2 separate regions of the Homo sapiens genome follow, and region 2 is linked to region 1. Evidence: chromatin contacts called from ENCODE Hi-C data. All regions are on one chromosome and are shown on one strand. Each heading gives the region's core, a stretch centred on a gene start or an enhancer-like site at or near the end of the contact. The rest is flanking DNA. Distances are from core to core; before and after follow the strand shown. Region 1 holds the start of MRFAP1 (Morf4 family associated protein 1). Region 2 holds the start of JAKMIP1 (janus kinase and microtubule interacting protein 1).

What was found. A loop is a pair of places that touch in the nucleus more often than their neighbours do. Pooled maps may share reads with other maps.
Region 2: a pooled map shows a loop between it and region 1 (15-fold over the local background). The contact joins the promoter of JAKMIP1 here to the promoter of MRFAP1 in region 1. A Hi-C loop is called at or near these places in 6 of 37 single-sample maps with no recorded cell type and 8 of 50 pooled maps.

What each region holds. Positions count from the first base shown.
Region 1 is chr4:6,639,283-6,641,982 of GRCh38, forward strand. It overlaps MRFAP1 (Morf4 family associated protein 1), which reads left to right and starts at 1,403. Exons shown (of 2, transcript NM_033296.3): 1 at 1,403-1,976; 2 at 2,448-2,700. The coding sequence starts at 1,581. The coding sequence ends at 1,964. LOC124900653 (a long non-coding RNA gene) reads right to left here and starts at 1,339. Exons shown (of 2, transcript XR_007058007.1): 1 at 1,238-1,339. RefSeq lists an enhancer at 1-397 and a silencer at 2,371-2,440.
Region 2 is chr4:6,199,261-6,202,075 of GRCh38, forward strand. JAKMIP1 (janus kinase and microtubule interacting protein 1) reads right to left here and starts at 1,289. Exons shown (of 21, transcript NM_001099433.2): 1 at 993-1,289. JAKMIP1-DT (JAKMIP1 divergent transcript) reads left to right here and starts at 1,473. Exons shown (of 4, transcript NR_037863.1): 1 at 1,473-1,679. RefSeq lists silencers at 325-674, 945-1,704 and an enhancer at 2,807-2,815.

The DNA of each region.
Region 1 (2,700 bases), core at 153-2,652:
TGCACCACACACTGAACATGGGTCTGCTGGGGCCTCAGGACGGAGCAGCCAGGCTCCACCTTGGGGTGTGGGGAGGCCGGTTTGGTGAAAAGACACCCAGACCCTTCTGACTGTCATCCAAGGAAGAAGGAAAACTACTCTTTAAAAAGGCAGAAAGGGCCAGGCGCACGGCTCATGCCTGTAATCTCTGCACTTTGGGAGGCCCGAAGTGGAAGGATCACTTGAGGCCAGAAGATCAAGGCTGCAGTGAGCCATGATCCCACCACTGGACTCCAGCCTGGGCGACAGACCGAGACCCTGCCTCAATAAAAAAAAAAAACTTTTTAAATAATAATAAGTAAATAAGGCCCGGCACGGTGGCTTACGCCTGTAATCCCAGCACTTTGGGAGGCCGAGGTGGATGGATCACGAGGTCAGGAGATCGAGACCATCCTGGCTAACACGGTGAAACCCCGTCTCTACTAAAAATACAAAAAATTAGCCGGGTGCGGTGGCAGGCGCCTGTAGTCCCAGCTACTCGCGAGGCTGAGGCAGGAGAATGGTGTGAACCCCGGAGGTGGAGTTTGCAGTGAGCCGAGATCGTGCCACTGCACTCCAGCCTGGGCGATAGAGCCAGACTCTGTCTCCAAAAAAAAAAAAAAAAAAAGTAAATAAAACGGCTGAGGGGACTCAGGTCCCCCTGCGTGAAAGGAAGGGGCTTTAAGCGTCCACCTGGGGTAGCTGCATTATCACGTAGGATCCTCCTCTTCTAGTGTGGAAGGCCCTTTTTAATTTTCATTTATATTTTATTTATTTATTTTGCGACGGAGTCTCACTCTGATGCACAGGCTGGAGAGCAGTGGCGCGATATGGGCTCACTGCAACCTCCGCCTCCCGTTTTCAAACGATTGTCTCAGCCTCCCAAGCAGCTGGGGTTACACGCGTGCAACACGACGCCCGGCTAATTTTTGTATTTTTGGTAGAGACGGGGTCTCGCCATGTCGGCCAGGCTGGTCTCGAATTCCTGACCTCAAGCCATCCACCCACCTCGCCTCCCAACGTGCTGAGATTACAGGCGTGAGCCACCGCGCCTGGGAAGTGCGGGAGGCCTTTTTAAAAAATGTAAACTCGCGTGCTCAAGAAGCCCTATCGGAGGGAAACACCCAGAAGAGGCCACCCTCCAAACACAGGGTAAAACAGGGGTGACGCACAGAGGTAACGGGAAAGCAGGAACGAGCGAGAGCGTGCGGTCCCGTACCTGCGCGTGCCTGCGTGCGCGTCCGTGCGGCCGCGACGCCGCCGCCGGTGCCTCTCTTTCTAGACGTGCGCGCGCCCGCAGCTCGCCCCCCTGACCGTAAAGAGGCCCGGCTGTGTCGTGAAAGGGGCCGCAACGCGCAGAGCGCTGGTTGACGGCCGGGACTCCATTTTGTTCGCCGTTACTCTGCGCGTAAGTCGCTTGTCCGTGGCTTCTCTGAGAAGAAAAGTTGAAAAAGGGTAAAAGTTTTCAGGAATATTCGGGCTCTCTATTGCTAAGCATAGCGAGTGTCGGTTTTCTCTCTCCAACAGACATCGCTATTGCGGTTCCGAGGCAGTGGGAAGAGATGCGGCCCCTGGACATCGTCGAGCTGGCGGAACCGGAGGAAGTGGAGGTGCTGGAGCCCGAGGAGGATTTCGAGCAGTTTCTGCTCCCGGTCATCAACGAGATGCGCGAGGACATCGCGTCGCTGACGCGCGAGCACGGGCGGGCGTACCTGCGGAACCGGAGCAAGCTGTGGGAGATGGACAATATGCTCATCCAGATCAAAACGCAGGTGGAGGCCTCGGAGGAGAGCGCCCTCAACCACCTCCAGAACCCGGGCGACGCGGCCGAGGGCCGGGCGGCCAAGAGGTGCGAGAAGGCCGAGGAGAAGGCCAAGGAGATTGCGAAGATGGCAGAGATGCTGGTGGAGCTGGTCCGGCGGATAGAGAAGAGCGAGTCGTCGTGAGCGCGGTCGGCGGTAAGTCGGGCACCCGCGCCAGGCCGAGGAGCGGCCCCAGCTTGGCCGCTCTTCGAGAGCGATGATTTCATCGAGATGCACCGGAATCGGGGGTGGGGCGGGAGAATAAAGGCGTGCTCGGGTCAGGGCCGATCTGGGCCCCGTCTTCGTGTTTTGTTTTTTGACGGTGGCGGCGTGGGATAATCAGAGTGGCCGGGTTTGGGCGTGATGCGTGTTCAGTGGAAGGGTCATAAATCTCAGAGTCGCCAAGGAAACAGAAACGGACAAGGTCCCGGGCCGTCCAGCAAGCGGGGGTGGAAATAGAGGATTTTCGGGGAAGACGTTGGACAAGTCAACGTTGCTAGAGACTGGAGTGAGTCAGGTGGTGGCCAGAAGAGGTGGCGTCCTGCACAGTGGCGTTCGTGAGGGTTTGGGGGTCGTTGTGCCTGGGATTAACCTCTCGATGATGAATTTCTTCCCATTGTGCTTTAGGTTTCCAGCCAATGGATTCTGGTCAACTGGTGGAGATTGGCTGACACCCTGGAGAAGCCGAAACCAGAGAGCCTTTTGTTTTCTCTTTTTTCCTGTCTATGCTCTGTCTCACTTAACACTACGTTTTCTGCTATGGTCTGTGGTTGATGACCTCAATATGAGTTTCGATTGTTAACGTGTTTTTGTTTGGGAAGTAATTTTGTTTGAAAATGCTCTCACATACAGGAATTAGGGCCTAGATTGTAAGCTCTTG
Region 2 (2,815 bases), core at 39-2,538, 440 kb before region 1:
GCCGAGGCTGGCCCAGCCTTCAGGAGACCGGCGAGCTGGGGTGTGTGGGAGCGGGATGCTTCTAAGGCGAAAAGAAGCGCCAGCCTCGTAAGCGGCCTCTATCTGGGCTGCCCAGGCCGGATGCTCAGGAGCCCACAGCAGGGGGGATGGAGCGAAGGACCGAGGGGCTGGGAGGCGAGGCCGCAGCGCACTGACGCAGGCCAGCGAGGCCGCTGGCCCCGACGCAGGGCGCCCGGCAAGGTGTCTGGCACCACGAGAGTCAATCCTTGCGCGCCATCTCCGGAGGCCAGTGCGCCCAGGGCGCGCCGGCCCGGCAGGAGGGTGGGTGCCAGCCTTTCTTCCCATCTCTCGAGCCTCCTCCCCGGCGCCCACGTGGGCGGAGCAGCGCGAGGGTGTGCGTGGCAGGGGCCGCGGCGGCGTGTGCCGTGCGTGGGGTGGGGTGCGGGCTGGGCGGCCTCGCCTTCGGGCCCCGCGCCGCCGGGGCGCGGCCCCCAGCTCCATCTTCTTTGCCACCTGGGCGGAGATCTGGGGGACTGTGACCTACCCTGCGGAAGACACGGAGGGGACGGGCCGGCCACACCCCCCGCGCCACTCCGGCAGGCACCGGGTGGGTCCCCCTCCCGCTCCTTGGCTTGAGGGCGGAATCCGGAGAAGAGTGGAAATAGGGGTGGCGTGAAGGAGAGCTGGGGGCTGGGGGCGGGACCGGGAGGGGGTGTTGGGGGAAGCGACGCAGCGGCTGGGAGATTTTGCAAGGGGGTCTGAAGAGGAGTGGGGGATGGGTATGGAAGGGTGGGGGACCACTGAGGTGGGATGCGAGAGTGGAAGGGGGACCCAGAGGGGGCGCGATGGCCGGAGGAGGGGGAGATGGACGATGGGGCGGGGCGGCACCGGTCGCCGCGTCCCTTGCCGCCAGGTCCGCCCCTCGGTCGCCGGGTCCACGGGTTCCCTCTGGCCAGCGCTCGCCTCCCGCCCCCCGGCGCACCTGTACCCACCTGCTCGGCGCTCAGGCCCGAGCCGGGCAGCAGCAGCGGACGTAGCGAGCGCAGCCCCGCGCCGCATCCTCCGGCCGCCCCCTCCCCGCTGCGAGCTTACGCCGCTGTCGCCGCCGCCACCGCCTTAAAAAGGACAAAACGGAACAGAAAATGAATGCATGCACAAAAAAAATCGTAAAAAGCAATTGAGGAGGATGGCAGTCGCGCGCGCGGCTCGGCGGGGCGGGAGTCGAGAGGCCGCGGCACTGGTGGCCGCGATCCGGGCAGGCGGCCGGCGCGTGCCGCACGCGGGTGGCTGCAGCTCCCTCGGTCGCCCGCGCCCGGCTCAGGCACGGCACCGCCCCTCCCCCCGGGGAGCCCCTCCGATTGGTCTGTCTTCCTGCCAGTCAGGCAGGAGGGCGCGGCGCCCGCCCCGCCCCGCCCCCGCCCCCGCCCCGGGCAGATGCCGGGAGCTCTCCTGCCGCCGTGGGAGGGGGAGCTGAGCTGCCGGAGCGTGCGCACTGGGCCAGCGGGCGGCCGGGGCAGGGCTGGGGTCCCGGCGCTGAGCGCCCCCAGCCGCGCCGGGCAGCCTGGCGCCTCGCTGAGTCGGAGCAACCCCCGGCAGGAGCTTTCAGGCTCTGGTCAAGCCTCGGGACCCGGGAAGCTATCCCTGCCCTCGGGGGCTCGAGCCTGGAGTGGGGCTTGCAGGTAAAGCGGGGCTGGGGCCGTCCTGGCCGTCAGTGGTCAGGAAGACGCAGCGACCCCGGAGATCCATGTCCCCCTCTGTACGCATGAGAGGTCTGAAGGTCAGAGGTTAAAGCGCACGCTAACGGCGGCAGAGCCAGCAAGCGGCAGAGCTGGGCGGATGCCAGCCTAGGGAGCCTCCCCCCACCAGCCCAGGCTGCCCCCAGCAAAGCCACATCAGCAGGTCATAGCCAAATGAAAGATGTGCTGTCGAGCTGAGACTTGGGAGGGGCAGGACTCAGCTGGGCAAACATTCATTCAGTGTCATTAGACAAATATTTATTGAGCACTTGCTGTGTGCCAGGTAGTCACTAAGATGTGGGGACACCACAGTGAACAGCAGAGAGGAAGCGGCTGCCCACCAGAGCTTACTTTCTAGCAAGGAGAAGGCAGGGAAGAGCACCCACCAAAGGGAGCAGCATGGGGGAACACCCTGACTGCTGTGAACGGGACATATTTGAGAATCTGATAAAAGTATCTGGGCCACAGAATGGTGAGAGGGAGTGTGTGGAAGATGGGGGGCGGGGGCACAGAGGGGCAGCACTTGCAAGGTCTTGCAGGCTGGCGAGAGTTTGGAGACTGTCTCACCTGGAAGGTGGTCCCATGGACCATTGTCAGATTGATATTTTTTAAAGTGCATCAGTCAGGATAAGCTATGTTAGCCACAGTAACAACCAAACCCAAATCTCCCTGGTGTGTCTTGCCCACATCATACATCCTGCCTCGGTCAATGGGGCTCTGTTCATCAGAGTGGTTGGGAGCCCAAGCTGCTGGGGCTGTCTGCCAGCCGAGCACCCACATGGTGCAGCAATGTGAATGAAAGGTGACAATTATGCTGGCTTTGAAGGCTTCCTCCCCGAAGGGACTCTCGTCACTTCTGCTCACGTTTCATTGGCCAGAGCAGGTCACATGGCCATGCCTAACTTCAGAAGAGGAGGAAGTGCAGACCTCTAAGGTTCAGGGGGTCAGGAGGAACTAGGATATCTGTGAGCAGATGTGAGACTATCTTTAGCAGATGCCCTGGCTGCCCTTGGGGCATGGGCTGAAGTAGTCAAGAGTGGGGACAAGGAGGCAGTGTGGGGGCCTCCTCCACGCTGATA